6 separate regions of the Homo sapiens genome follow, and all the other regions are linked to region 4. Evidence: chromatin loops called from intact Hi-C (ENCODE). Cell type or tissue: K562. All regions are shown on one strand. Region 1 overlaps PLD5 (phospholipase D family member 5). Region 2 has its middle 19 kb from the start of MAP1LC3C. Region 3 holds the start of BECN2 (beclin 2). Region 4 holds the start of LOC124904604 (a long non-coding RNA gene). Region 5 holds the start of MAP1LC3C (microtubule associated protein 1 light chain 3 gamma). Region 6 has its middle 13 kb from the start of MAP1LC3C.

The links. Hi-C counts contacts between places; a loop is a spot of excess contacts. Peaks named below come from ENCODE experiments on the same cell type or tissue, not always from the same donor. Only the 100,000 strongest peaks of a DNase experiment are listed, where the experiment ranks them.
Region 1: it touches region 4 in a loop (5-fold over the local background); 2 of 110 quality-filtered maps call a loop at or near these places.
Region 2: it touches region 4 in a loop (11-fold over the local background); 37 of 110 quality-filtered maps call a loop at or near these places.
Region 3: it touches region 4 in a loop (4-fold over the local background); 2 of 110 quality-filtered maps call a loop at or near these places.
Region 5: a loop joins it to region 4, with 5 times the contacts of the local background. A loop is called at or near these places in 52 of 110 quality-filtered maps.
Region 6: it touches region 4 in a loop (4-fold over the local background); 49 of 110 quality-filtered maps call a loop at or near these places.

Annotation. Positions count from the first base shown.
Region 1 is chr1:242,126,603-242,131,602 of GRCh38, reverse strand. All of the region lies in intron 5 of PLD5 (phospholipase D family member 5), which reads left to right. Among named protein-coding and RNA genes, the nearest start is that of MAP1LC3C, 130 kb to the right of the region's middle. In K562, a CTCF peak has its summit at 2,278 (motif pointing right); no DNase peak of the experiment used is centred here.
Region 2 is chr1:242,015,440-242,020,439 of GRCh38, reverse strand. No RefSeq gene overlaps it. Among named protein-coding and RNA genes, the nearest start is that of MAP1LC3C, 19 kb to the right of the region's middle. In K562, CTCF peaks have their summits at 411 (motif pointing left) and 2,628 (motif pointing right); DNase peaks (open chromatin) are centred at 419 and 2,659.
Region 3 is chr1:241,955,344-241,960,343 of GRCh38, reverse strand. It overlaps BECN2 (beclin 2), which reads right to left and starts at 2,577. Exons shown (of 1, transcript NM_001290693.1): 1 at 1,282-2,577. The coding sequence starts at 2,577. The coding sequence ends at 1,282. In K562, CTCF peaks have their summits at 1,927 and 2,355; a DNase peak (open chromatin) is centred at 1,933; H3K27me3 peaks cover 3,978 bases.
Region 4 is chr1:241,894,043-241,899,042 of GRCh38, reverse strand. LOC124904604 (a long non-coding RNA gene) reads right to left here and starts at 2,826. Exons shown (of 4, transcript XR_007067056.1): 1 at 2,441-2,826; 2 at 2,011-2,084. RefSeq lists silencers at 3,710-3,910, 4,750-4,950. In K562, a CTCF peak has its summit at 2,493 (motif pointing left); a DNase peak (open chromatin) is centred at 2,502.
Region 5 is chr1:241,996,495-242,001,494 of GRCh38, reverse strand. It overlaps MAP1LC3C (microtubule associated protein 1 light chain 3 gamma), which reads left to right and starts at 2,397. Exons shown (of 4, transcript NM_001004343.3): 1 at 2,397-2,544; 2 at 2,664-2,719; 3 at 2,875-2,981. The coding sequence starts at 2,487. RefSeq lists an enhancer at 1,887-2,412. In K562, a CTCF peak has its summit at 2,829; a DNase peak (open chromatin) is centred at 2,964; H3K4me3 peaks cover 578 bases; H3K27me3 peaks cover 2,248 bases.
Region 6 is chr1:241,984,049-241,989,048 of GRCh38, reverse strand. No RefSeq gene overlaps it. Among named protein-coding and RNA genes, the nearest start is that of MAP1LC3C, 13 kb to the left of the region's middle. In K562, CTCF peaks have their summits at 3,034 (motif pointing right) and 4,597; a DNase peak (open chromatin) is centred at 3,008; H3K27me3 peaks cover 1,395 bases.

The DNA of each region.
Region 1 (5,000 bases), 230 kb before region 4:
AAGACCCTTAATCTCTTTGTACCTCGGTTTTCTTACTGTGAAATGGGTTGTCGTGAGGTTTAAATGCATGTAGACATATGAAGCCTTGAGAACAGTACCTGGAGCACAGCGAGCACTATAATTAATTAGCATTGCTTCTCTTGTTATCAATCGACCACACAGGGACAACTAACATCTCCTTGGATTGTATGAAACCCAAACCCTCCCACCAAAGTCCCCCGTACTTCAAAATGTCATAGTGCAAGAGAGAGAACGGAACCACTGACATAACTTGAGTTTTTTTGCTGTTGTTTTTTTTGAGACAGAGTCTCACTCTGTTGCCAGGCTGAAGTGCAGTGGCACAATCTCGGTTCACTGCAACCTCTGCCTCCCAGGTTCAAGCAATTCTCCTGCCTCAGCCTCCCAAGTAGCTGGGATTACAGGCACAAGCCACCATGCCCAGCTAATTTTTTTGTATTTTTAGTAGAGATGAGGTTTCACCATGTTGGCCAGGATGGTCTCCATCTCTTGATCTAGTGATCCGCCCACCTCGGCCTCCCAAAGTGCTGGGATTACAGGCGTGAGTCACCGCGCCCGGCCATAACTTGAGTTTTCAATAAAATGACTATCCTGATAACAGCTTCTTGACAGTGGACTACAGTTGTTGAGACCTTAATTAAGCCTCTCTCAGCTCCATGGGTTCATCACTAACAATATGCCCACTTTGTAAAAAAAAAGAAATCGATCTCTTCCAAAGAATAATTAGCTATAAATATCCAGCTTTTTCAGGATGATTTTCTTCAAACGGTTGAACCATTCAGTCAATCATTTAACTTAATTTTGACTGCATAAATCAACTGTGTGATTGAACTAGGAAGTCAGAGCAGCCCATCAGGATGCTCTGTGGCGTGTGGTCGGCCACAGAGGCTGGACAGGGCTGAGCAACCTATCGCCAGGCAGAGGGCTGATCCTTGGCAAGTCCTCAGATAACTATTTAAAATTAAAAAAATAATAGATGTTTGTGAGGGTATGGAGAAAAGGGAATCCTTATACACTGTTGGTGGGAATGTAAGTTAATACAACCTCTATGGAAACAGTGTGGAGATTTCTCGAAGAACTAAAAATAGAATTACCATTCGATCCAGCAATCCCACTACTGTGTATCTACGCATAGCAAAAGAAGTCATTATATCAAAAAGAAAGGTGCCTTTGTATGTTTATCATAGCACAATTCACAGTAGCAAAGATGTGGAATCAAAGTATTCATCAACAGGCCTGGTGCGGTGGCTTATGCATGTAATCCCAGCACTTTGGGAGGCCAAGGCGGGTGGATCACCTGAGGTCAGGAGTTTGAGACCAGCCTGGCCAACGTGGTGAAACCCTGTCTCTACTCAAAATACAAAAATCAGCTACATGTGGTGGCGGGAGCCTGTAATCACAGCTACTTGGGAGGCTGAGGCAGGAGAATCACTTGAACCTGGGAGGCAGAGGTTGCAGTGAGCCAAGATCGCTCCATTGCACTCCAGCCTGGGCGACAGAGTGAGACTCCATCTCAAAAAAAAAAAAAAAGATGTTCATCAACAGATGATTGGATAAAGAAAATGTGGTATATATACACAATGGAATACTATTTAGCCACAAAAAAGAATGAAATCATGTCTTTTATAGCAACATGGATGGAACTGGAGGCCACTATCTTAAGTGAAACAACTCAGAAATGCAAAATCAAGCACCACACATTATCACTTATAAGTGGAAGCTAAATAGTGTGTACACATGGACATAGAGAGTAGAATAATTGACATTGGAGATTCAGAAGGGTGAGAGCATAGGAGCGGGATGAAGGATGAGAAATTAATGAGTACAATGTATACTATCCAGGTGATGATGGTTACAATAAAAGTCCCCACTTCACCACTGAGCAAAATATCCACGTGACAAAACAGCCTTGTACTCCTTAAGTTCATTTTTAAAAATTAAGAATTTGTCAGCAAATCAGTCAGACCTTCAGCTTCTTTTCCCTTTAATAATCTAGACATAGAAATTCATCAGCAACCCAGATCTCTATATTATTTTTCCCATTGCCAGCATTTTAAAATTTGTCATAAATCTGTCCTGAATTTCTTGCTGTGGGCGAAAAAGCTGCAAAACAAAAGCCAGTTTTGTTCCATTTTGTTTGGTTGGTTTTTTTTCCATCATCGACAGCAGCCTGAACTAATACGTAAAACTAGAAATAGGCTTGAGTCATTCTAGGGTAGAGGAAGATATTCAGAGGAAATGTAATTCTCTTTACATCTCTAGAGGGCAGTGCTTGGCTTCTTGCCTTGACTCCAGGTCCTAAAGCTGTAATGTAGCCACAGAATGGAATGATGTCAGAGGTTGCAAATAAAACCTCACAGCAATCAGCAGCTTAGTTTATGCGACAGGGGAAATGGAACACTAAATCTTTGTTTAGAATAGAGTTATTAAAAATCGGAGAAAATCTAGACAGTACCCAGGGAGACGGTGCCCAGTTGCATCTTGATGGTGATAAATGGTTCATAAGGAGAGTCTTGGGGTAGATACATGCTGAGAATGTTCATAAATATTCTTCCCTCCATCTGATCCTGCCTAAAGGGACAAACATCACTCAGAATGATGGTGCCGTTACAGAAGCGTTTTTATGTTCCTCTTCCCAATTTTCCATTAGCTAATGCGGTTTGAGCCAGGCACTGAGCTAATATTTGCCTGTGCCTTTTCATTTATTCTTCACAGCAATCTTATGAAATATACCAATCTTCGGATGGAGGAAGTGAAGAGCTGAAGTGCCTTGCCCGTGGTGGAGCTAGTCTGTCTCCAGAGCCTGCTCCATAGGTGACTTGCTACATCCTAACTAGGCCATATTGGTCTCTCTCTAGTTTCTGTGCTCCCTGGGCAGGGAGGAGCTATCAGAGTTGGCATCCTGGTACCCTTCTGGGTGTCAGTTTTCAAAATAATAGTTATCCAGAATAATCACATCCTATCATATTGAAGAGCAGTTGTCTTTCTTCAGATTGGTGGAGCTTGCAATAGTTGTTTTTGTTTGCTTGATTTTCGTCTTCAACAGCAGCCTGAACGTGCTGTGACTACTTCATTTAATATCATTCTACACATCAGGAGAGAGTCAGCAGGGAGTGTGGCAGGGGCAGCTGCTTTGATCCACGGCCACTGCCTTTGCCTTTCATCTGCCCCAGCCTCAGTAGAGAGGGCAAACATCCACATGAAGATTAGCAGACAAATACTTCTGAGAAACAAGGTGGATAGGGAAATAGCATGGTTTTTTTTTTTTCTTTCTTTCCTTGAGACAGGATCTTGCTCTGTTGCCCAGGCTAGAGTGCAGTAGGGCAATCACTGTTCACTGCAGCCTTGAACTCCTGGGCTCAAGGGATCCTCCCACCTCAGCTGACCAAGTGGCTGGGATTACAGATTTGTGCCTCCACACCAAGCTCATTTTTTATTTTTTTGTAAAGACATGGTCTCACGATATTGCCCAGACTGTTTTTGAACAAACAATCCTCCCATGCCTGACTTTAAATAGCATATTCTCATGCAAGCTTTGAGCAGTTTTCCAAGCATTAGTGTTTGCCACGTGTGAGCAAATGACCTGAAAACACCACGGGTCTGACATGGAGAAACCAAAGGAAATCAGAGAGACCTGAACATAGTAAAAGTGAACTATGGCCACTGAATTTGCCTTTTGGACTCAAAAGTCAAATGATTCCCTTGATATCTGCTTTCGTGGAGGCCTATCTCTGGCTCTACTAGGCTTGAATAGCATTGATTTCGTTATATTTATTTATATTCCATAAGTCTTTGAGCAACTGGTGGTATTTGATTACACAAGTTCTTTAGTGGTGATTTGTGAGATTTTGGTGCGCTCATCACCCAAGCAGTGTACATTGAACCCAATTTGTAGCCTTTTATCCCTCACCCCCTTCCCTTCCCCCATGTCTCCCAAGTCCCCAAAGTCTGTCATATCATTCTTATGCCTTTGCATCCTCATAGTTTGGCTCCCACATATGAGTGAGAACATATGATGTTTGGTTTTCCATTCCTGAGTTACTCCACTTAGAATAATAGGCCCCCAATCCCATCCAGGTTGCTGTGAATGCCATTAATTCATTCCTTTTTATGGCTGAGTAGTATTCCAACATATGCATATATATCACAGTTTCTTTATCCACTCGTTGATTGATGGGCATTTGGGTTGGCTCCACATTTTTGCAGTTGCAGACTGTGCTGCTATAAACATGGATGTGCAAGTATTTTTTCGTATAATGATTTCTTTTCCTCTGGGTAGATACCAGTAGTGGGATTGCTGGATCCAATGGTAGTTCTACTTTTAATTCTTTAAGGAATCTCCACACTGTTTTCCATAGTGGTTGTACTAGTTTACATTCCCTCCAGCGGTGTAGAAGCGTTCCCTGTTCATCACATCCACGCCAACATCTATTATTTTTTTATTTTTTGATTATAGCCATTCTTGCAGGAGTAAGGTGGTATCACATTGTGGCTTTGGTTTGCATTTCCCTGATCATTAGTGATGTTGAGCACTCTTTCATATGTTTGTTGGCCATTTGTATATCTTCTTTTGAGAATTGTCTACCCATGTCCTTAGCCTACTTTTTTATGGGGTTGTTTTTTTCTTGCTAATTTGAGTTCATTGTAGATTCTTGATATTAGTCCATTGTCAGATGTATAGATTGTGAAGATTTTCCCCCACTCTGTGAGTTGTCTGTTTATTCTGCTGACTGTTCCTTTTGCCATGCAAAAGCTCTTTAGTTTAATTAAGTCCCGGCTATTTATTTTTGTTTTTATTGCATTTGCTTTTGGGTACTTGTTCATGAAATCCTTGCCTAAGCCAATGTCTAGAAGGGTTTTTCCAGTGTTATGTTCTAGAATCTTTGTGGTTTCAGGTCTTAGAGTTAAGCCCTTGACCCACCTTGAGTTGATTTTTGTAGAAGGTGAGAGATAAGGATCCAGTTTCATTCTCCTACAGTGTC
Region 2 (5,000 bases), 120 kb before region 4:
TGAAGGACTTAATTTCGAGGATGGCATCAGCAAAATTTTGCTTAATAAAATCGTTAATTTCAGATTAATCCCTACCTCACTACACCTAATTTATCTCACACAGTTCTCAGAATGCAAATTAATATTAACCATAGACAATTAAAAAGGCAAACAGACTGGGAAAATGTCACATGATAAATTCCTAAGTCAACTACAAATTATTTGCACGTTATCCCCAGACATTGTCTCCTCCCATAAAAATGAGTAATTAAAAGTTGACACTAACACCAAGAAAAGTCTGGTTGATACTTTGTTTCAAATGGTTGAGATTAATGAATACAGTAACACAAGATTTGCTTTCATATTAAAATCGAGGTGAAATTTGGAACAACATAGGCCAGGAATTTTCTGTTGACCATCAAGTGTGGTGTGACATCTAGTGGCCAAATTACCAACTTTATTTCTTCCTTCCTGGCTTGATTTAAACATACTAGATACAATGTACCTTGAGGCCAATAAACATTGAGAAACCACTATGTGTTAAAAGTTAAATTGACTGTAGGGAGAGTCAAGTGAAAAATGTGTTGCCTCTGATTCTCTTGGAGCTTGCAGACTCAGTAGAAGGTGGAAAGACAAATATTTAGATATTCTTTTTTTTTTTTTTTTTTTTTAAGAGTCTCGCTCTGTCGCCCAGACTGGAGTGCAGTGTCACGATCTCGGCTCACTGCAACCTCCGCCTCCCAGGTTCACACCATTCTCCTGCCTGTACTAGCTGGGACTACAGGCTCCCACCACCATGCCCGACTAATTTTTTGTATTTTTAGTAGAGACGGGGTTTCACCGTGTTAGCCAGGATGATCTGATCTCTTGACCTTGGATCCACCCGCCTCAGCCTCCCAAAGTGCTGGGTTTTACAGGCGTGAGCCACTGCGCCCGGCCTCGTATTTAGATATTCTAATAGTGGGCAGATGATTGCAGTACTTGCTACGACTCTTTTTCCACCTTCTAGCAGGTGTTAGGCAACCAAATGGAAATGAGGGAGCCCTGGGCTGAAGATACAGATTTGAGATCCGTTAGTGAGCAGGTTACTGTTGAGACTTGAGTGTGGAGGATACACAGGAACGCTTAGCACTGTGACTGATACAGAACAGTTTCTCAACAAATATTCGCTACCATGAAAAAGCATCCAATCAAAAGTGTCAAATGCTGTGATTGCAAGAGGAGGACCCATGGGAGAGTTCCAAGTACTACTTGTATGGAAACGCCTGGGCTTGATAAAACAATAGTGTTAAACCGCAGATGCTAGCCAATACACATTGCATTACAGCTGAATTATGTAAACTTTTGGTGTTTCTAATATTCTAAATTGGGTGCCTTTGTGGAAATTGCTCATCTTCTCGGAGGTACCTGCCTAACTGGTTGAAAGACAAGAACACCACCACCTCTCAGAAATGCCGTGCAGATCAACTGAGACAATGTGTCAAGAACATTTGTAAGAGACCGGGCACAGTGGCTCATGCCTGTAATCCCAACAATTTGGGAGGCTGAAGGGGGCAGATCACTTGAAGTCAGGAGTTCAAGACCAGCCTAACCAACAGTGGCGAAACCTCGTCTCCACTGAAAACACAAAACAATTAGCCAGGTGTGGTGGCGCACGCCTGTAATCCCAGCTAATCAGGAGGCTGAGGTGGGAGGATCACTTGAACCCTGGAAGTGGAGGTTGCAGTGAGCCAAGATTATACCACTGCACTCAAAAAAAAAGGAGAAAGATTTTTAAGCCATAAACTACTATACTCACATGAAGTGTCTGTATTAAGTGAGCAGCCATGAGACTTATTGCACATAAAGGAAATGCTTAAATACATCAAATCATAACCCAAAATGAGGCTACACAGGAAAATCATCTCATTCAAATGTATCAACTTATCAAAAATGGCTTTTTAAACTCTTGTCAATTTTGAGTATTTCTTGCTGAATTTTTAATATATTTTGTAAGTTCAGGCCGGGTGCAGTGGCTCATGCCTATAATCCCAGCACTTTGGGAGGCCTAGTCAGGCAGATCACCTGCGGTCAGGAGTTCGAGACCAGGCTGGCCAACATGGTGAAACCTTGTTTCTACTAAAAATACAAAAAAAAAAAAATTAGCCAGGCATGGTGGCACATGCCTGTAATCTCAGCTACTCGGGAGGCTGACACAGAACAATCACTTGAACCCAGGAGGCAGAGGTTGCAGTGAGCTGAGACTACGCCACTGCACTCCAGCATGGGCGACAAAAAAAAAAAAAAAAAAAAAAAAGTTTGTGTTCTGGAAAAAATAGAAATAATATTTCAAATATTTTAAAAGAAATAAGAACTATCTAGAATTAATTCTATCACATGGAATACCAAATTTTAGGCTGGGAAATGTAATGGAAGTGTTTTATTTCATAACAGAATTTTTGCTTCGAATTTTTACCAATTTGGGGAGAAATTTTTTAAAGCATTAACTTTAACGTTTAGAATTTCATCTTCAGTAACTGAGAATGGAACATTCATGTCAATGCTGTTAAAACCACAGTCAGGAAATTTGTTCAATGTGATCATTTGTCACTTGGTCAATTTGCAGAGTTGGCTCTATTTGCAGTAACTCGATGTAGCCAACATGAGGAACAGCAGAGGGCAACAAAGAGTCAGTAGCCGGGTGGAGGGCGGGGGCACATTTTACCCATTGTGCGTATGTCCAAGCAGCAGTTTGGTCTTCGTGTACCTCAGTAGTAGTTTATTTTATTTATTTTATTTTATTTTATTTTATTTTATTTTATTTTATTTTATTTTATTATTTTATTTTATTTTTGGTAAGCGCATGGCCCCATCACATTTGAAGATAATTCAAATTTTTATTTTTTAAGTGTTTTTGTTTGTTTGTTTTATGACACAAAGTCTCACTCTGTCACCCAGGCTGGAGTGCAGTGCTGCGATCTCGGCTCACTGCAACCTCCGCCTCCTGGGTTCAAGCGATTCTCCTGCCTCAGCCTCCCAAGTAGCTGGGACTACAGGCGCCCGCCACCACGCCCGGCTAATTTTTTGTGTTTTTAGTAGAGATGGGGTTTCACCGTGTTAGCCAGGATGGTCTCGATCTCCTGACCTTATTATCTGCCCACCTTGGCCTCCCAAAGAGCTGGGATTACAGGCGTGAACCACCGTGCCTGGCCTATAATTCAAATTTTTAGTCTAATATATCAGTCCAGGCTGGGCACGGTGGCTCATGCCTATAATCCCAGCACTTTGGGAGGCCCAAATGGGTAGATCACCTGAGGTCAGGAGTTTGAGACCAGCCTGGCCAATATGGTGAAACCCTGTCTCTACTAAAAATACAAAAATTAGCCAGGCATGGTGGCACGTGCCTGTAGTCCCAGCTACTTGGGAGGCTGAGACAGGAGAATTGCTTGAACCAGGGAAGTGGAAATTGCAGTAAATCAAGATCGCACCACTGCACTCCAGCCTGGCAGGCAGAGCACTCTGTCTAAATATATATCCAAAGTAGATTGTGTTAGTAATTTTATTCACCAAAACACCAAAAATCCATATACCAAAGCCAAGACTTTAAAGAGAGAGATTTAAAGGTGGTCTGGCCACCCTTGGATGGTTTTAAGTACATGCTATTCCATGATTTGAATCATTCTGTAATACTCTCCACCCAGGAGAGGAACATTCCCAGCTGTGTAGCTGTGTTCTTGGCTTAAACAGAGCTTCTGAAGCTTGGAAACAAATAACCCAGTTGATGCACAATTGAGAACATAAACAGAGAAGAAATGATCCACTCATACCTTCCCAATGAGGGAAGAGGCTGTATCAAGCACATCTTTGCATATTGCACAATTCTCACTAATTGTTGGTTGAGAGTAAGCCAAATCCATTCATATTTACTGAGCCCATGAGCACATTCAAAGTTAAATATAAATGCACCTGGCAATGCCATAACTACAGAAGATATTTTAGGGTAAAAGATATTGCCTGGAATAAGATCCATGCAAGATTGAAAGGAAACACCAAGAGCATCTAAGATGCAAGGATAAAACTTCAAGGTTTGGAGGAGGAAATTGGAATGGGTGCTGATGGGGCAAGGAGGAGCTGGGATGGAGGGTTTGTTGTGCAGGATGAGACACAGTGTTGGAGGGATTGAGATCAGACCGTGAAGAGTCCTGCCTGGGATTTGCAGTTGACCCTAGGTGTGAGGAGTCATATTTAGGAGTTTTGTTTTTTCCTTAGATTTCTCTGTCCCTCAATTTCCTGTTTCGGGGGCAACAGCTATGTGTGATGAGCAGGGAGATTTATATAGGGATGGCCCAGACTGAGTAGATAGGACATATATCTCTGAATCTCTCCTCTTTACATCTAATCCTTTCCTTGTCGTAGAGAGAATCTTGGAGGCTCCCAGCAAACCGGACAAGGCCAAACAGGACACGCTGATGATGTCAATGACTGAAGAAAAACCCTTTTCTACCCAGGTGCGGTGACTCACACCTGTAATCCCAGCACTATGGGAGGCCAAGTCAAGAGAATCGCTTGAGCCTAGGAGTTCAAGGCCAGCCTGGGCAACATAGCAAGATGCTGTCTCTACAAAAATAAACGTAAAAAAAAAATAAACATTTTCCACAACCTCTCCTGCCTTCCCCTTTTTCTCCATTCCTAAGTTATCTTTCATTCCCCATATCATAGTCTGCAGGTTGAGAAACTCCTTGTTATTTTAGAAAGGGTACACAGGAACAGAAGAGAGTTAGACAGAGGCCAGGTTATGGGGGTCTTTGTCAACTGGAATAACAATATGATATCTAAAGTAACCAGCAGTGCTTTTATTTAAAAATAGTATTTATTTGGCCGGGTGCGGTGGCTCATGCCTGTAATCCCAGCACTCTGGGAGGCCGAGGCGGGCAGATCACGAGGTCAGGAGATGGAGACCATCCTGGCTAACACGGTGAAACCCCGTCTCTACTAAAAATACAAAAAATTAGCCGGGCATGGTGGTGGGTGCCTGTAGTTCC
Region 3 (5,000 bases), 61 kb before region 4:
AAAAAATTAAATTAATTTAAAAATTTTTCCTTAAGATGGGGTCGCCCTATGTTGCCCAGGCTGGTCTCAGAACTCCTGGGCTCAAGCATTTCTCCCTCCTCCACCTCTCAAAGTGCTAGGATTCAATCTTCAGCTTTCTGGAAGGGTTCACCTCAAGACCCCTTAATTTATCTACCAGCCAATGTTACCAGTCACTTCCTGGCCACCCCAGCCCCTCACCTCACAGTTAATCTCAACATCATGACACAGTCCAGTAAGACTCACCTTTCACTTTGAACATGTCGAAATTTATTGAAAGTTTCTCAAGGATGAAGAGGAGGGGCTTACACTATGCATCACAACAAAAACGAAATTTTTGAGTATTCTCTCCCCTGCCCCCGACTTCAATGTTCCATTACATACATCCATGGCCCAAAATGTTTTTAAATTAAAAAATTGGAAACCTCCACCTTGCTCCTCACCGTGCCCTTTCCTCCCCACACTTAGTCCTTGCCTCTGTGTCCCTTTATCCCTTTATGCAGGAATAATCTTAGCCTCTTGTAATTTAATTTTTCCTGTCATTTTGAATGTTCGGGTGGAGAAGGGGAGTGGAAGTTACAAGGAAGAAGGGACAAAGGTGTGTTGGGGAAGACTTATCTGATAATATATTTATAGTACTTTAGAAAAAAAGAAAGTGGGCTGGGCGGGGTGGCTCATGCCCGTAATCCCAGCACTTTGGGAGTCCAAGGCGGGCGGATCACCTGAGATCAGGAGGTTGAGACCAGCCTGGCCAACATGGCAAAACCCCGTCTCTACTAAAAATACAAAAATTAGCTGGGTGTGGTGGTGCGTGCCTGTAATCCCAGCTACTCGGCAGGCTGAGGCAGAAGAATTGCCTGAACCCAGGAGGTGGAGGTTGCAATGAGCCAAGATTGTTCCCCTGCACTCCAGCACTCCAGCCTGGGCCACAGAGTGAGACTCTGCCTCAAAAAAAAAAAGAAAAGAAAAAAAAAAGAAGGTCGGGTGTGGTGACTGACGCCTATAATCCCAGCATTTTGGGAGGCCGTGAGGCGAGTGGATCACCTGAGGTCAGGAGTTCAAGGCCAGCCTGGTCAACATGGCAAAACCCCGTCTCTACTAAAAATACAAAAATTAGCCATGTGTGATGGCAGGCGCCTGTAATCCCAGCTACTCAGGAGGCTGAGGCAGGAGAATCGCTTGAACCCAGGAGGCGGAGGTTGCAGTGAGCTGAGATGGCGCCACTGCACTCCAGCCTGGGTGACAGAGCAAGACTCAAGAAAGCTACTTTTGATACCTTGAGGCAACCCAGATGAGACTCCACTTGAAATTTATAAGCATGAACTTGAGTGCCTTTGTCCACAGCTCCTGCGTGTTCAGATGGGTTCTGATGGAATAGCATTCCCCTCGGCCGCCAACGTCCTCCATCAGGCCTGTCTCCACCTGGATCCCGTAGGGCAGAGAGAGGCCCAGCTCACCCTTCTCAGCCTCTTCCTTGAACTGCTGCATGCAGTCCAGGAAGGCCACCATCGCGCGGTCATACTTGTTATTGAGGAAAACATCCTGCCCCCCATAACAGAACAACGGCAGCTCAGTGCGGTCATCTGTTAAAGACTTCAGATACGAATGGTTTCCGCAGGGGATGAGTCGATACCTCTGAAACTGCAGTCCAATTGTATTGGCCAGGGTAAGGAGCAGCAAGGCCGCCTGTCCCCAGGCAGTGTTAATCTCATTCCAGCCCACACGGACAGTGGGGAGGCGGCCCAACCTGAAGTTATTGATGACGCCCAAGGGGCCCTCCACCCAGATCTCAAACGTGGCGGTGAAACAGTTGATTTCCTTCAGCCGGTCCCTCTGGACCCTGGCATACTGCAGCTGGTTCTCCACGTTCCCCAGCTGATCAAGCAGTTCCAGCTGCTGCCGCTTCAAGGCACTGTAGTCCCTGTAGTGCTGCCTCTCCTGCTGGTCCAGCTCCGCAGCCTCTGCCTGGGCTGCCTGGAGATCCGCCGCTGCTCTTGCATTGTTCCTGTCCACATCCTCCAGCTCCTGCACCAGCCTGGCCTCCTCCAGCTCCAGGTCCCGCAGCTCCGCCCGCAGCGCCGCCGCCTCGTCCTCGCTGGTCGCCAGCTCCCCGGTCTCCAGGCAGCGTTGGTAGTTCTGACTGTCAGCTTCTGTGAGAGCGAGCTGGATGTCCAGCTGCTCTAAAAGACTGTCGGTGCATTCTTCACACAGGGGATGGTCCACAACTGCTTGGCCAGAGACTATGTCAAAAATGTCACCAGCTGCCTTCTGGATGCTACTGAGCATGTGCATGGCGCCAAGCTCCCCCAGCAGGGTGAAGATGTTGGCATGGCCCTTGGACACACTGCCATCGCCTGGAGGGGATCTGCTAGAGGCACCGTCCTGTTGCTCCTCAGCGTCTGTCACCTCCCTGGTGGTGACGCCGGGCTCCCGGGTGTCTCCGGGCTCAGCCTGCCCAGAGGTGGGCGCCGGGGCTGCAGGGAGGCTCCTAGACTCCGAGGAGCCGCTCAGCTTCAGGGCCTGGTGGCAGCGCTGGCACAGGAAGCGGATGGAAGACATGGCTAAGGGCCTGACTGCCGCCTTGAGTCTAAGTTTCCTCTGGCTCCCAGTTACTTATCATTTTATACCTTTTCAGGTCTTTCTAGAAGAGTGATCCTTTTAAAATGCACATGTCATCTTATCACTGTCCTACTGAAAACCCTACAATGGTACCCTCCTTCGGTACCTGTAGACCTCCTTCAGCTCCTTACAGACCAGGGATTATTTCCAAAAGGAAAATCTGATCATCTCCTTTTCCTCCTGTACCATGTCCAAGGCACGCCTTAAGCGTAATCTTGCTAAAACTAAAATCTCATCATGGCACTGCCCTCCTTAAAATGTTTAACACCCTTATCTAACCTTAAGATCGAGTCCAATCAGCTTTGGCAGAGGGCGTTGGCTCACGCCTGTAATCCCGGTACATTGGGAGGCCGAGGCGGAAGGATCGCTCGAGGCCAGTAGTCCTAGAATACCCTGGGCTAGATAAGCAGACCCCTTCACTACAAAAAGTGAAAAAATTAGCCAGGTGGGGTGGCCACTTACAGTCCCAGCTACTGAAAAGGGTGAGGTGGGAGGATTGCTTCAGAGCTTGAGGTTGCAGTGAGCTATGGTCCACTACACTCCTGCCTGGGCAACAGAGTGAGACCCTGTCTCCAACCCCGACCCTCTCATCCCCATGCCCCTTTTACACACACACACACACACACACACACACACACACACACACACACACACATACACACACACAGATTTTTTAAAAAAGAAAAGTTCAGGCTGGGTGCGGTGGCTCACGCCTGTAATCCCAGCACTTTGGGAGGCCGAAGTGGGTGGATCACCTGAAGTCAGGAGTTTGAGACCATCCTGGCCAACATGACGAAACCCCGTCTCTACTAAAAATACAAAAATTAGTCGGATGTGGTGATGGGTGTTTGTAATCCCAGCTATGCAGGAGGCTGAGGCAGGAGAATTGCTGGAACCCAGGAGGTGGAGGTTGCAGTGAGCCGAGATCACACCACTTTACTCCAGCCTAGGTGACAGAGAGAAACTCCGTCTCAAAAAAAAAAAAAAGGGAACGTTCAATCATTTTAACCTAACACCAAGGCCGGGGCCCATCTTTCTGGCTTCTTCTCTCCCCATTTCCTGCTCTCCTGAGCCGTGGGCTCCTCTGTGTTACTAGCTACATGCATGCTAGTTACATTTCGGTTCTTCCAGCATGTAACATTGTTCCCTCTAACTGGAACACTCTTCCTTCCCCTCTCCACCTGGCCAAGTCACTCATCCTCTAGGGCTGATTAATTGCTAAATCCACAGTGAACAGTAGATTATTGTTTTATGTTTTTTGAACGATTGATCTGTCTCCTAATCAATTGTGGTTGCCTCTCATGTTTGGCCCACTTGGAGGTTCTAGGGAATAATGAAGGGCCTGAAAAGGGGTAGGGGTTCTGCAGTCAACTGCCAGAGGATGCTTCTGTTATTGATTCAGGAATATTTCAGAGAGGCCATTTTCTCCAAGAAACTTCCCTGGCCCCCAATTTAAGGCTGTCTGCTCTTGTGACAAACTTTTTTTTTTTTTTTCAGATGGAGTTCTCTCTGTCACCCAGGCTGGGGTGCAGAGGCACAATTTCAGCTCACGGTAACCTTCGTGTCCAGGGTTCAAGTGATTGTCCTATCTCAGCCTCCTGAGTAGCTGGGACTAAGGGCGTGTACCACCCCGCCCGGCAAATTTTTGTATTTTTAGTAGAGCTGGGCTTTTGCCATGTTGCCCAGGCTGGTTGAACTGTTGACCTCAAGTGATCCTCCTGCCTCGGCCTCCTAAAGTGCTGGGATTACAGGCATGAGCCACTGCACACCTGGCCACACTTAACTTTGATTTTTGTTTCATTTCGTTTTGTTTTTCTTTTTCTTTTTGGTGGAGTCTCCCTCTGTCACCCAGGCTGGAGTGCAGTGGTGCAATTATAGGCTCACTGCAAACTCCACCTCGGGGTTCAAGTGATTCTCCTGCCTCAGCCTCCCAAGTATCTGGGACTACAGGCACATGCCACCATGACTGGCTAATTTTTGTATTTTCAGTGGAGACAGGGTTTCACCATGTTGGCCAGGCTAGTCTCGAGCTCCTGGCCTCAAATATTCTGCCCACCTTGGCATCCCAGAGTGCTGGGATTACAGGTGTGAGCCACCGCACCCAGCCCCTGGGGTCACGGTTGGAAGGGATCCTCACAGAATCTGTCTTTCCTCACCCTGACACTTCTCCCTACAGGGTAGAGGAGCAGCAGAATGAGGTTGAAACTGCTTTCAATGCCGTGGTCAGTTCTGAGTCCTGATTCATTCTCCGGAAGTAGAATGGCAAAGTAAATTCTCTGGTAATGGCTATGCCTTATTTTAATTATGCTTTCATGAAAACCAAACAAAAATTGAGCCACATGGCTTTTGAGCTGGAGTCACCG
Region 4 (5,000 bases):
GAAGGCAAACAGGCTGCCTCCAGCTCCTCTGGGCTATCAGGGGAGATAATTTAAGGTCCTACTGGCTGGGTGCAGTGGCTCACGCCTGTAATCCTAGCACTTTGGGAGGCTGAGGCAGGTGGATCACTTGTGGTCGGGAGTTCGAGACCAGCCTGGCCAACATGGCGAAACCTTGTCTCCACTAAAAATACAAAAATTAGCCAGGTGTGGTGGCGTGTGCCTGTAATCCCAGCTCCTTGAAAGGTTGAGGCAGGAGAATCGCTTGAACCCCATAGGCGGAGGTTGCAGCGAAGCGAGATCGCTCCACTACACTTCAGCCTGGGCAGCAGAGAGAGACTCAAAAAAAACCAAAAAAATTTAAGGTCCTACCTCACAGCTCCCACAATCCACTGTCATAGTAGTGCCTTGTCTCCTTTCATGAGTCAGCTTTGCAGGTGTTTGTGTCTTATCCCTGGGGATGAAAAAAGATGTTCTGACACCAATAACTCTAACACAAGTCTGGAAAACAATTTGGAATCTGGGTTGCAGAAGGTAGCAGACACTAATGGAGCTCCAAGCCCATTTTTCTAAGATCCAGAGCAATTTCTTGCTTTCTGCACCTCTTGCATTTATTGTAATGTACTCCCAAGAAACCTGGCCATTAGCTCTGTATCTGCTTAAGAAACCTCCACTTTCAGAATCTTCAAGGCTGGAAGGAGAATGCAGCACCAGTCAGGTACCGTGACCTGAAGGTTGGCACCTTCGGAATTTTCCCAGCCGGATCCCAGCCATGTCTCTTCAGGAAACATAGGATTTGGAACCTGACAGCTTGAATGGGACATTCAACGTTTGGATTCTGAAGAATTCCAAACGTTCTTCAGGAATATTCGCTATAGATAAAAGTTTTATTCTGAATAATAAGAATGTGGAAGGCTGACCATATTTTACATTAATATTGTCCAATATGTTTATGTTGAACTTTTCTTCTACACATGAAATCTGAATTGCTCTGACTCATTACCTGCGAACATTTCCTTTCCACTGTGGGGCACACAGAAGTAACCAGGAGGCTGGGCGCCGTGGCTCACGCCTGTAATCCCAGCACTTTGGGAGGCTGAGCAGGCAGATCACCTGAGGTTGGGAGTTCGAGACCAGCCTGACCAACATGGAGAAACCCCATCCCTACTAAAAATACAAAATTAGCCAGGCGTGATGGCGGGTGCCTGTAATCCTAGCTACTTGGGAAGCTGAGGCAGGAGAATCGTTTGAACCCGGGAGGTGGAGGTTGCAGTGAGCCGAGATCACGCCATTGCACTCCAGCAGCCTGGGCAACAAGAGTGAGACTCTGTCTCAAAAAAAAAAAAAAAAAAAAAGTAACCAGGACACAGCACCTAACATTCCTGGGTGCAACACTGGATCGTTCTTTTCTCGTTTCAGTTATCTGCATTCGCTGAGCCATTTGCTACTTGTGTCTAATTTGATCTAAGTCAAAAGCATACCTGATAAAATGCCCTAGCAGGAAATTGTATCCCAGAATGATTTACATCATGGAATGGAGTAACCTAATGCTTCCAAGGAAGACTGCCAGGCATTTCCCCCTCTTTCAGTCCCCTTTCTATGAATTGACTTTATATATTTTTTTCTGGCTAGTAAAATTATTAAAACATTCCTCCTTTGGCTTAATAAATTAGCTTTAAAATCTTAATTGCCGCTGGGCACAGTGGGTCATGCTTGTAATCCCAGCACTTTGGGAGGCCAAGGTGGGTGGATGACTTGAGGTCAGGAGCTCCAGACCAGCCTGGTCGACATAGCAAAACCCCGTCTCTACTAAAAATACAAAAAATTAGCCGGGCATGGTGGCATGCGTCTGTACTCCTAGCTACTCAGGAGGCTGAGGCAGGAGAATCTCTTGAACCTGGGAGGCGGAGGTTGCAGTGAGCTGAAATCACGCCGCTGCTTTCCAGTCTGGGTGGAGTCTCAAAAAATAATAATAAAATTAAAAACTAATTAATTAATTAAAATATTAATTACCATGAAGTCTTGTGAGGCTCTTCACTTTTTTGAAAGTACAGTACTGAAATATTCAATGCAGCATTCTTTGAATACTGAAAAAAGATAAATAATCTAAATGTCATTAAGAAACAAGTAAATTATGACACATGCATTTTAAAGAGTTAAGAGAAGTATATTAATATCCACAAATTTCTTATACATACATAGATATTAATGATGTTCAAATTATATGCAGATTGAAAAAATTAGTTGCAGAAGTTGTGTTTTCAAAGTCTCAGAAAACAACCTGATAACAGGGGAGGAAACTAGGATTAGCATACTAATCAAAAGTGACTTGAAATTGATCTGTAATGTTGGACTTTTTATGTGGGAATATATTTGTGTGCTACTTGTATAATTAAGATAAATAAAAATAAAACATTGTATAAAAAAGTGGTTTTACAATAACCTCAAAGGTGCCTGGAAGGTCTCTGAGGCCATTCAGGTGTGGAGGAGCTGCCCTCTTGTGGAGTTTTGGAGTAGTTTTTACTCCCGAATCAAAGAATTTACTGTGTGTTTTCATTCAGAAAACACTGGAGTGCCAATTTCAGACTTAGAGATCAATCTCTCATGATTGTCCTGTAAGAAAAAAGACAGTAAAGGTTTCGTGGCTTTCCAAAGGTCACTTAGAGTTTCAGGCAAGTCATAATTACAGACCAAGTCTTCTGATTCCTAGCTGGTTCTTTCAACTATTCTGCCTCCCCTAAAGCATGAGCCAGTTAACTGTTAAATAAAACCCACTGTGGCCGGGCGTGGTGGCTCATCCCTGTAATCCCAGCACTTTGGGAGACTGAGGCGAGTGGATCACGAGGTCAGGAGATCGAGACCATCCTGGTCAACATGGTGAAACGCCATCTCTACTAAAATACAAAATTTAGCCAGGCATGATGGCACTCTCCTGTAGTCCCAGCTACTCGGGAGGCTGAGACAGGGGACTCACTTGAACCCGGGAGGTGGAGATTGCAGTGAGCTGAGATCATGCCACTGCACTCCAGTCTGGCAACAGAGCAAGACTCCGTCTCAAATAAATAAATAAATAAAACACACTGAAATGTGTTTAGAAAGACTTCAGGTGCTATACAACATACAGTACCTGGTATGAGAAGTCACTGAATAATAAGAATGTGGAAGGGTGACCAGATCACCAAGGTCTTTCTGGGTTTTTGAGAAACAAGGATGGACAATGCTTTTATTTTGTACTGGATTGTAAAATTTAATTTTAAAAATCTTGTTTTTTTTTTTTTTTTTTTTTTTTTGAGACAGAGTTTCACTCTTGTAGCCCAGGCTGGAGTGCAGTGGTGTGATCTTGGCTCACTGTAAACTCTGCCTGTCTCTTGGGTTCAAGCGATTCTCCTATCTCAGCCTCCCAAGTAGCTGGGATTACAGGTGCGTGCCACCACGTCTGGCTAATTTTGTATTTTTAGTAGAGATGGAGTTTCACCATGTTGGCCAGGCTGGTCTTGAACTCCTGACCTCAGGTGATCCGCCTGCCTCAGCCTCCCAAAGTGCTGAGATTACAGGCAGGAGTCACCATGCTCGGCCTTAAAAGATCTTGTTATTGGGGTAAAATATACATAATTTTTATCATCTTAACAATTGTAAGGGGATGATTAAGTGGCATTAAGTACCTTCATATTGTGCAACCATCACCACCATCCATCTTCAGAATTTTCCATTGTAAAACTGAACTGACATATTTAATAGAAGCATTACCCTCAAAGCTGCATCTAGCCATTAAGCAACATCTGAATGTAATAAGTTGAGTATTGGGGCAGAATAGGGAAGTGACCAGGACTTGTCTCTAGCCACAGATGACTCACTTACCTGTTTCAAATATGTGATTATGCTACGGCCCAGTTAATTCTTCTGGTCATGTTATATATAGCTGTATCCCTAGACTTCTCTAGCCTGAGATGATCAAGGAATGAATAAAGGGTGATGATGGGTCCTCTATGACCCGTTAAAAAACAAAGATTTGGGACTTTATTTCTGCCTAGGATGGAGGAAGCTGGAAAAAAGATTCATTCTCACATTAGTAACAAGAAAAACTGGATAATCTACAAAATCATAACTTTCCTTTAAATCATTAGAGGGCTGGGCTGGGTGCGGTGGCCTGTAATCCCAACACTTTGGGAGTCTGAGGCGGGCAGATCACTTGAGGTCAGGAGTTCGAGACCAGCCTGGCCAACATGGTGAAACTAAAAATACAAAAATTAGCCAGGCGTGGTGGCAGGTGCCTGTAATCCCAGCTACTTGGGAGGCTGAGGCAGAAGAATAGTTTGAGCCTGGGAGTCAGAGGTTGCAGTGAGCCAAGATCATGCCACTGCACTCCAGCTCGGGTGACAGAGTGAGACTTCGTCTCAAAAAAATAAAAAATAAAAAATAAAATAAAATCATTAGAGGGCTAAGATTGCAGGGCAAAAGTAGCCTGAACTCTAAGGATAGATGGGATGGCCCAAGGACAGCCACAATGCTAGCACTGGCTTATCTGGGACACAGCATGGAAGGATGATGGGGCCTCTGTATAACAGAGTAAGAATTCAACTAAAGTTTTTTCTTTGCTAGTTTTTGTTTGGTGTTTTTGTTTTGTTTTGTTTTGTTTTTGACAGGTCTCATTCTGTCACCGGGGCTGGAGTTGAGTGATGTAATCATGGCTTACTGCAGCCTTGACCACCTGGGCTCAAGCGATCCTCCCACCTGAGCCTCCCGAGTCTGAATTTTGCTAGTTGTACACTCATGCTTCATTCAGTTCAACATGTTCCACTGTCCTCTGAATCTCCTGCAATGTAGCAGGCAGCTGAACCCAGAGGCATAATCAGACTCATTTCTAATCTCTGTGGCAAAACTATAGGTGATGTTGAGCCCTTTCATTAGCAGGCATAAAATGTCTGGTTGTCTTTCTTTTTTTTTGAGACAAGGTCTTGCTCTGTCATCCAGGGTGGAGTGCAGTGGCACAATCACAGCTCACT
Region 5 (5,000 bases), 100 kb before region 4:
TACAGGTACCCACCACCATGCCTGGCAAATTATTGTATTTATAGTGAAGACGGGGGTTTCACCATGATGGCCAAGTGGATCTTGAACTCCTGACCTCAGGTGATCTGCCCACCTCCGCCTCCTAAAGTACTGGGATTACAGGTGTGAGCCACTGCACCTGGTGGAATCCTTGGAATTTTCAAAGTGGTAAGTGTCTTTTTTTATTTTTATTTTTTTCTGAGGTGGAGTCTCGCTCCGTTGCCCAGGCTGGAGTGCAGTGGCACAATCTCAGCTTACTGCAAGCTCCACCTCCCAGGTTCAAGCCATTCTCCTACCTCAGTCTCCCTAGTAGCTGGGATTACAGGCACCCACCACAACGCCCAGCTAATTTTTTTGTATTTTAGTAGAGACAGGGTTTCATGATGTTGGCCAAGCTGGTCTCAAACTCCTGACCTCAAGTGATCCGCCCACCTTGGTCTCCCAAAGTGCTGGGATTACAGGCATGAGCCACCATGCCCGGCAATAAGTGTCTTTTTTTAGTTCATCAGTTGACTGACGGCTAGCAGTCCCTGGGTAGCTTTGGATGGGGGCTGGTCGCCAGAAAGACAAAGGTGAGATTAGAGGGTTGGAATTTTTAGCCCCACCTCCAGCCTCTGGGGAGGGTAGAGGGGTTGAAAGTTAAATTGATTACCAGTGGCCAATGGTTTAATCAATCTTGCTTACATAATGAAGCCTCCGTAAAAACCCAAAAGGCCTAGGTTCTGCTAGCTGAACACGTGGAGGTTCCTGGAGGGTGGTATGCCCTTCCCCCATACCTCGCTATGCATCTCTTCATCTGTACCCTTTGTGATATCCTCTGTAATAAGCCGGTAAAAGTGTTTCCCTGAGTTCTGTGAGTCATTCTAGCCAATTAATGAAACCCAAGGCGGGGGCTGTGGGAAGCCTGACTTATGTCCCATAGATCAGAAGCACAGGGAAAACAAGCTAGGGGCTGGGCGCAGTGGCTCACGCATGAGATCCCAGCTCTTTGGGAGGCCAAGGCAGGAGGATCACAAGGTCAGGAGTTTCAGACCAGCCTAGCCAACATGGCGAAACCCCCTCTCTACTAAAAACACACAAATTAGCCAGGCATGGTGTCATGTGCCTGTAATCCCAGCTACTCGGGAGAAATCGCTTGAACTCAGGAGGCAGAGATTGCAGTGAGCTGAGATCGTGCCACTACATTCCAGCCTGGGCAACAGAGCAAGACTCTGTTTCAAACAAGCAAAAAAACAACAAACACAACTTGGGGCTTGCAATCGGCATTGAAAGTGGGGGACAGTCTTGTGGGACAGAGCCCTCAGCCCGATCTGATGCTGTCTCCAGGTAGACAGTGTCAGAGTTGGATTGGAGGACACCTAGCTGGTGTCCACTGTAGAAGTGATTGCTCGGTGTATGGGGAACCCCCACCCACCCACACACACACACACACATCTAGTGTCAAAAGTGATCTGTGTTGTGAGAATATAGGAGAAATGGAGTTTGGTTTCCCCTATGTATGACCAGAGACCCAGTTTCTTAACTCTAAAAGCAAGATCTTGGGGACAATTGTCCTTCCTTCCTTCTTTTATCCCAGAGAAAACTAAGTGACAGAATATACTGGAGTGTAGTACTTGGACTTCCTTGTAACAACTCTGGGTTTTTTTTGTTTTGTTTTGTTTTGTTTTGAGATGAAGTTTCGCTCTTGTTGCCGAGGCTGGAGTGCAATGGTGTGACCTGAGCTCACTACAACCTCCGCATCCTGGGTTCAAGCGATTCTCTTGCCTCAGCCTCCTGAGTAGGTGGGATTACAGGTGCCAGCCACCACGTCCGGCTAATTTTTGTATTTTTAGTAGAGATGGGGTTTCAGCATGTTGGCCAGGTGATCCACCCGCCTCGGCCTCCCACGTGCTGGGATTACAGGCGTGGGCCACTGCACCCAGTGTACAGCTCTAGGTTTTAATCCATACCGCTTCTCTTACTTGCTGTGTGCCCTCGAGCAAATCACTTCACCTTTCTTAGTATAGGTTTCCTTCTGTGATAAAGGGCATGGACCATTGTGAGAACTACACAGCACACTTCAGGCTGAGGTGGATCCAGCTTGGACCCCCCCTTGCTACTGAAGGGCAAAAACATCCCAGCACAAGGCAGTTTTACCTCTCCACAGTCCGCTGCCCAGCCAATGATTTTATTACAAACCCTAATTTCTTTTGCAAAGAAACATCTTGAACTGGTCATGAACAAAGTGGCTTTCTCTGACCAGCAAGCAGGTGGCGATTCCATTTCCATCAGAACTGACCTCCTGCTGCCCAGGGAGGGGGAGTGGGGAGAGGGGAGGGAGAGGAGAGGCCTGATGTCACTCAGCCCTACATAAGGGCCTCCTTCAGGCTCCTGCAGGCAGTTTGGAAGCAGCTGGAGGAATGAGTTAGGTTCCCGGTTGCGGGACAGTTTTTTTTTCTTTTTTAAAACAGACACAGCTACTGAGTGCAATGCCGCCTCCACAGAAAATCCCAAGCGTCAGACCCTTCAAGCAGAGGAAAAGCTTGGGTAAATTTCTTGGGGTAGCTTTCTGGGTTATCTAAAGAGAGGAGCGGATCTGGCCTTCTCTTGATCTTTGCTTCTTTTCTTGATCTTTGCTTCTTCTCTTGTGCTTGAAATATTCACAGCAATCAGACAAGAGGAAGTTGCTGGAATCCGGGCAAAGTTCCCCAACAAAATCCCGGTAAGACACCACTGGACTTCCGCTGGGGGGCGTGGGGGTGGGGTTCCGATCCTGTTCTCTGAAAAACCAAGAGCAGCCAACAGCTTCCCTCTGTCTGTTCCAAGTTCCTAACACTCACGCTGAGTCACATTCTTAAGGACTGACACTCTTGACAGGTGGTAGTGGAGCGCTACCCCAGGGAGACGTTCCTGCCCCCGCTGGACAAAACCAAGTTCCTGGTCCCGCAGGAGCTGACCATGACCCAGTTCCTCAGCATCATCCGGTAGGTGGCGCAGAGCGTGCCCCGGAGGAAGGTGCGCTGGGTGCGCCGGGGCTGTTGGGCTTTCTTCGTTTGGCAGTTTTATTTTGGGGATGGGGGCACGTCAGGGGAAGAGAGGAAAGAGATTTTTTTGAAGTCACCTTTTAGATTCACTAGTACCCTGAAAAGATGCTCTTAGAATTACTCTATTTTAAACCCCGGGCGGAGTGGCTCATGCCTGTAATCCCAGCACTCTGGGAGGCTGAGGCAGGTGGATCGCAGAGGTCAGGAGTTTGAGACCAGCCTGGCCAACGTGGTGAAACCCTGTCTCTACTAAAAATACAAAAATTAGCTAGGCGTGGTGGCGGGTGCCTGTAATCCTAGCTACTTGGGAGGCTGAGGCAGGAGAATCGCTTGAACCTGGGAGGCGGAGGTTACAGTGAGCCGAGACTGTTCCACTGCACTCCTGGGCAACAAGAGTGAAACTCTGTCTCAAAAAAAAAAAAAAAAAAAAAAGAATTACTCTATTTTAAACAGGTAAGGAGAATCCCTCAGACAACGACAACAACAAAAAAGACCTGCCAACATTTCTAAGAATTTCCTAAAGTAGTTAGTCTTGGCTCTCAAGCTAGGCCGGGAGATCCTTTCTTTCAGATCTTGTGTGAAACCGAGTCTGCGCGTCCGTTGCAGAGACCAGCACCTTTTCCAAGTGTATGTGTGCCTAGGGGTGGGGACTTCTCCCCAAAGGAAACGTTCCCTGCTCAGAACACTGAGAGAGAAAAGCATCCCCCAAACACACTCCTCCCTTGGTTAAGCCAGAGGTACAGCAAAGAACAGGCAGCTATTCTTAAAGCATAAAGGACATCACTTGACACATGGATTCAGTAAAAAATGATTTGGGAGTAAAGTAAATATACCCGATGAGTAAGTTTTCAACAGGGTTGAAAAGTGCTTGGAAGCTGCATCGCTGTTGCAGCCTGTTTTTTTGAGAACACACGATGAATGAGTGTCTTTTTATTTTGCTTTATTTAGCTCTGTCGCCTAGGCTGGAGTGCAGTGGTGTGAACCTAGTTCACTGCAGCCTTGGCCTTCTGGGCTCAGGCGATCCTCCCATCTCAGCCTCCTGAGTAGCTGGGACTACAGGAAAGCACCACCGTGCCCGGCTAATTTTAAAAATGTTCTGTAGAGATGGGGGTCTCACGATGTTGCCCAGGCCTCTTTTTATTTTGTTTTACTGAGTTAAGAGCATTCTGATTTCCTCTCTCTAGGCAAACTTACATGTTAAAGTTAGTTCAGTGTGAATGGAAGATGGCCAAGGGAGAATGAAAGTTAGGATTAGGGCCAGGCGCAGTGGCTCACACTGTAATCCCAGCACTTTGGGAAGCCAAGGCAGGGCAGATTACCTGAGGTCAGGAGTTCAAGAGCAGCCTGGCCAACATGGCAAAACCCCGTCTCTACTAAAAATACAAAAATTACCCAGGTGTGGTGTTGCGTGCCTGTCATCCCAGCTACTTGGGAGGTTGAGGCAGGGGAATCAAAAAAAAAAAGTGAAATATCAGCGAGACTGTGCATCACCTTTGTACTTCTAGGGAAATAGCTTTAATTTCTTTTCTTTTTTTTTTTTTTTTGAGACGCAGTCTTGCTCTGTCACCAGGCTGGAGTACAGTGGCGCAATTTCGGCTCACTGCAACCTCCGCCTCCTGGTTCTCCTGCCTCAGCCTCCCGAGTAGCTGGGACTACAGGTTCACGCCACCACACCCAGCTAATTTTTGTATTTTTAGTACAGACCAGGTTTCACCATGTTGGCCAGGATGGCCTCGATTTCTTGACCTCGTGAGCTGCCTGCCTCAGCTTCCCAAAGTGCTGGGATTAGAGGTGTGAGCCACTGCATCCAGCCCAATAGCTTTAATTTCATAGCAAATGGAAGTTATTTGCTTAGCATTTTTGTGTTGTCATGTTTCCTCAACCTGTTTGTGTTGTCATATTTCATCCATGGAATGGCCTCACCCTTTTGACCCAAATGGGAAGCCTTGTAGTTCCTAA
Region 6 (5,000 bases), 90 kb before region 4:
GCTACAGTGACAGCGTTGAGTACTTGCCACAGAGACCATAAAATCTGCAAAGCCTAAGATATTTACTATCTGACCTTTTACAGAAAAAGTTTGCTGACCTCTGTTCTAGGTTTACAGTAATAGTTCTATCAAGATATCCTGGGGAATAAATCACAATAGAAAGGGTCTTTTAGGGCTGGGCGCAGTGATTCATGCCTGTAATCCCAGCACTTTGGGAGGCTGAGGCCGGTGGATCACCTGAGGTCAGGAGTTCGAGATGAGCCTGGCCAACATGGCAAAACTCTGTCTCTACTAAAAATACAAAAATTAACCGGGCATGGTGACGCGTGCCTGTAATCTCAGCTACTTGGAAGCTGAGGCAGGAACAATCACTTGAACCTGGGAGGTGGAGGTTGCAGTGAGCTGAGATCGTGCCACTGCACTCCAGCCTGGGTGACAGAGCGAGATTCTGTCTCGAAAGAAAGAAAGAGAGAGAGAGAGAAAGGAGGGAGGGAGGGAGGAAGGAAAGAAAGAAAGAAAGGGTCTTTTTGTTGTTGTTTTGGTCTCGCATGAGATAAGAAGAAAAGCATTGCCAAGTCTACTTGGCTGGCTGATTTCTGTCCTGCCAAGCCCTTGCCTGGAAGAGTTAATGCAGGCAGAGTTCTTCACAACTCAAAAGGCCTTCTTAGTCTCACAAGTCTCTTCAATATCCCCTCACCTTTCCTTTGCTGCTAAACTACATACAGGAGGGTCTTTTATGTAGGTGTTATTTTTGGGGTTTTTTTGTGTGGTTTTTGTTTGTTTGTTTGTTTGTTTTGACACGGACACGGAGTCTCGCTCTGTCGCCCAGGCTGGAGTGTAGTGGCGCGATCTCAGCTCACTGCAAGCTCCGCCTCCCGGGTTCACGCCATTCTCCTGCCTCAGCCTCCCGAGTAGCTGGGACTACAGGTGCCCACCACCAAGCCTAGCTAATTTTTTGTATTTTTTAGTAGAGGCGGGGTTTCACTGTGTTAGCCAGGATGGTCTCGATCTCCTGACCTCGTGATCCACCTGCCTCGGCCTCCTAAAGTGCTAGGATTACAGGCGTGAGCCACCATGCCCGGCTGTAGGTGGTTTTTTATAAGTTGATGTGTCAGTTATGTTGGCTGTGTTGTATTTAATCTTTTTTTTTTTCTTTTTTGAGACAGGGTCTCAGTCACACTGTCGCCCAGGCTGCAGTGCAGTGGTGGGATCAAAGCTCCCTGCTGGGCCTCCCAAAGTGCCAGGATTACAGGCATGAGCCACTGCACCTGGCGGGAGGTTTTTTATTTTTTATATTTTTATGTAAAAAAAATTCTTTTAGAGCCAGAGTCTCTGTCGCCCAGGTTGGAATGCAGTGGCACAATCTCGGCTCACTGCAACCTCTGCTTCCTGGGTTCAAGTGATTCTCATGCCTCAGCCTCCTGAGTAGCTTGGATTACAGGCACGCACCACCACACCCAGCTAATTTTTTGTATTTTTAGTAGAGACAGGGTTTCACCATGCTGGTCAGGCTAGTCTCAAACTCCTGAGCTCAGGCAATCCGCCCACCTCGGGCTCCCGAAGTGCTAGGATTACAGGCATCAGCCACCACACCTTGCCTGTATGGGAGATTTCTAAGTGTGTATTGTTTTCTTCCACAAACAAAAGAAGCTAGTTCAGGCCGGGCCCAGTGGCTCACACCTGTAATCGCAGCACTTTGGGAGGCCAACGATGGCCGATTACTTGAGGTCAGGAGTTCGAGACCAGCCTAGCCAACATGGTGAAACCTGTCTCTACCAAAAATACAAAAATTAGCCAGGCATGGTGATGCATACCTGTAATCCCAGCTACTTGGGAGCCTGAGGCAGGAGAATCGCTTGAACCCTGGAGGGTGGAGGTTGCAGTGAGCCGAGATCGTGCCACTGCACTCCAGCCTGGGCAACAGAGTGAGACCTGGCCACCAAAAAAAAAAAAAAACTAGTTCACACTTATTTTTCGGCAAACTCCAGGTTAGAAGACCTGAGCTTCTCGCAGAAGGTGAACCCAAGTTATCATCTAGGACAGAGTCTCCCAACTTCTGTGCAATTGACATTTGGGAAAATAATTCTTTGTTATGGGAGGCTGCCGTGTGCATTGTAAGATGTTCAGCAGCATCCCTCCCTGGCCTCTATTTACTAGATGCCAATAGCACTGCTCCCCCCATAGGATACCAAAAATGTTCCTAGATGTTGCCAGATGTTGGAGGAGGGCAAATTGCCCCCGGCTGAGAACCACTGGTCTAGACTTCACTCTAGACCCTGAGGGTGGTCTATAGACTAGCAGCATCAACATCACCTGATATGAAGTTAAAAATGCAGAATCTCAGGTTCTTCCAAACTACTGAATCAAAATCTGCAACTTATCAAGCTGCCCAGGCGATTGCTAATGTGCATAGGAATTCTGAATCTGAAGAATATGATTCCTGTGCACATTAGGGATCACCTGGGGAGCTTGATCAATTGCAGATTTTGTGTTCGAAAAGCGCAGGGCCGAACAGTGTTGGGTGGTAACACTGTGGCTGCTTTCTCCTCCTGCCCGCTGGAAAAAGGCCATCATTATGCTGCATCTATATTCATCCTGATTCCGGTTCAAACACAAGACAACATATTGAGCACATTCCTTGGCCCAATACTGCATTTAGAGACAGCATAGTGTCCTGGGAAGTGCTGGAGCTTTGTCATCAGACAGACCTGGGTTCAAAAGGAGGGTCTGCCCTGCCTTGCCCTGTCCTGGGGGATCATTTAATCCCTGCTCCAGGTTCTTCATCTGAAAACCCCTAGTCGAGGCTTCAGAATAGAAAGTCCTTCAGAACAGCCCATCATGAAGAGATTGGTACACTTTTAGCTTCAAAGTTTTCGTATCATTTATATGTTCCTCACAAGCGATGAGATCTCAACCGCACCAAGTTTCCAACCAACAGGACTGTACTACCTGGAATAGCTTCCTCTGTCAGGAAAGCTCCAGCTAGTTCAGAAGTGTCTCCTTCGACCTTTAAGTCAATGCCGACAAAAACCAGCAGGTGGCAACAGCTTGGCTTCTTTGAGTTTGGAAATGGCCAAGCAGTTTGTGGTCAATAAAAATAAATTCTCCCCAACTAATTAATTAATTCTCCCCAATTAATTAATTTTTTTTAGACGGAGTCTCGCTGTGTTGACCAGGCTGGAGTGCAGTGGCGCCATCTCGGCTCACGGCAACCTCTGCCTCCTGGGTTCAAGTGATTCTCCTGCCTCAGCCTCCCAAGTAGCAGGAATTACAGGCATGCACCACTACGCCTAGCTAATTTTTGCATTTTTAGTAGAGACAGGTTTCATCATGTTGGCCAGGCTGGTTTCCAACTCCTGACCTCAAATGATCCACCCGCCTTGGCATCCCAAAGTGCTGAGATTACAGGCGTGAGCCACTGCGCCAGGCCTCATTTTATTTTTATATGCCACTTTTACCAAAAGATAAACACTGCCTGAAAATCTAGAAAACATAGCCACCACCATGCCACTGATACACCAAGCTATGGTATTAGAATGCCTTGTCAGTTCCAGAATCAGATTAACACCTCAACTCATCAGTGTAGACTCCTGAATCAACGGGAAATAAGAATCTAAAAGTGGGCGGGGTGGGTGGTGGGGGTGGTCCAGGTTCTTCCTTCAATTGATCTTGGTTCCAGAGTAACTTAAGTCCGGGCACGGTGGCTCATGCGTGTAATCCCAGCACTTTGGGAGGCTGAGGCAGATGGATCACTGGATGTCAGGAGTTCAAGACCAGTCTGGCCAACATGGTGAAACCCTGTTTCTACTAAAACTACAAAATAAAAAAGTAGCTGGGGCTGGATGCAGTGGCTCACGCCTATAATCCTTGCACTTTGGGAGGCCGAGGCGGGCAGATCACCTGAGGTTGGAAGTTCGAGACTGGCCTGACCAACATGGAGAAACCCTGTCTCTACTAAAAATACAAAATTAGCTGGGCGTGGTGGCACATGCCTGTAATCCCAGCTACTCAGGAGGCTGAGGCAGGAGAATCACTTGAACCCAGGAGGCAGAGGTTGCAGTGAGCCGAGATCACGCCACTGCACTCCAGCCTGGGCGACAAGAGCGAAACTCCGTCTCAAAGGAAAAGTAACTTGGTATTTAGAGAAGGATACAGGCTGGGCATGGTGACTCATGCCTGTAATCACAGCACTTTGGGAGGCAGAGGCAGGAGGATTGCTTGAGGCTAGGAGTTTGAGGCCAGCCTGGGCAACATAGTGAGACCCCATCTCTAAAGAAAAAAAAATTATTTAAAAAAATTTTTTAAAGGAGAGGGATGCTCTCAATAGGAGACAGAAGGTTTTCAATTACTGAAAACGACCAGCCCCAATTGTAAAACAAAATGGACAGTGTCTTGTGGATTTAAATGACACGGTCTTCTAAGTGCCATATTTTCTGGGAACAGCCCCTTGCTTTGGCCCTCAAAGATGTTGCAATGGCTTTGCATGCCACATCCTAACATTTCACGAGCTGGCCCTACTCAGTGGCTCATTCAGTCTGGCCCACAGCCTGCTTCTCCAGCGTTTTGACGTCACTGCTCACAGTGCTTCCTCTTTTGCCTAGAGTGTGCTCCCTCTAGGGATGAGCTCCTTCCACTCATTTTTCAAGGTTCAAGGCAATATCTTGGCTTGGTTATGTGCTCCTTCCATTTGACTCAGTATTTATTTAGGATCTACAATGGCCCTAGAACTCTTAGTCAATATTCACTAAGTCCTTGAAAGAGTTTATGCATGTATGTTTACATGTATGTATTTTTAGAGATGGGGGCTGGGCGTGGTGGCCCAAGCCTGTAATCCCAGCACTTTGGGAGGCCGAAGCAGGTGGATCACTTGAGGTCATGGGTTTGGGACCAGCCTGGCCAACATGGTGAAACCCTGCCTCTACTAAAAATACGAAAATTAGCCAGGTGTGGTGGCACATGCCTGTAGTCCCAGCTATATAGGAGGCTGAGGCAGGAGAATT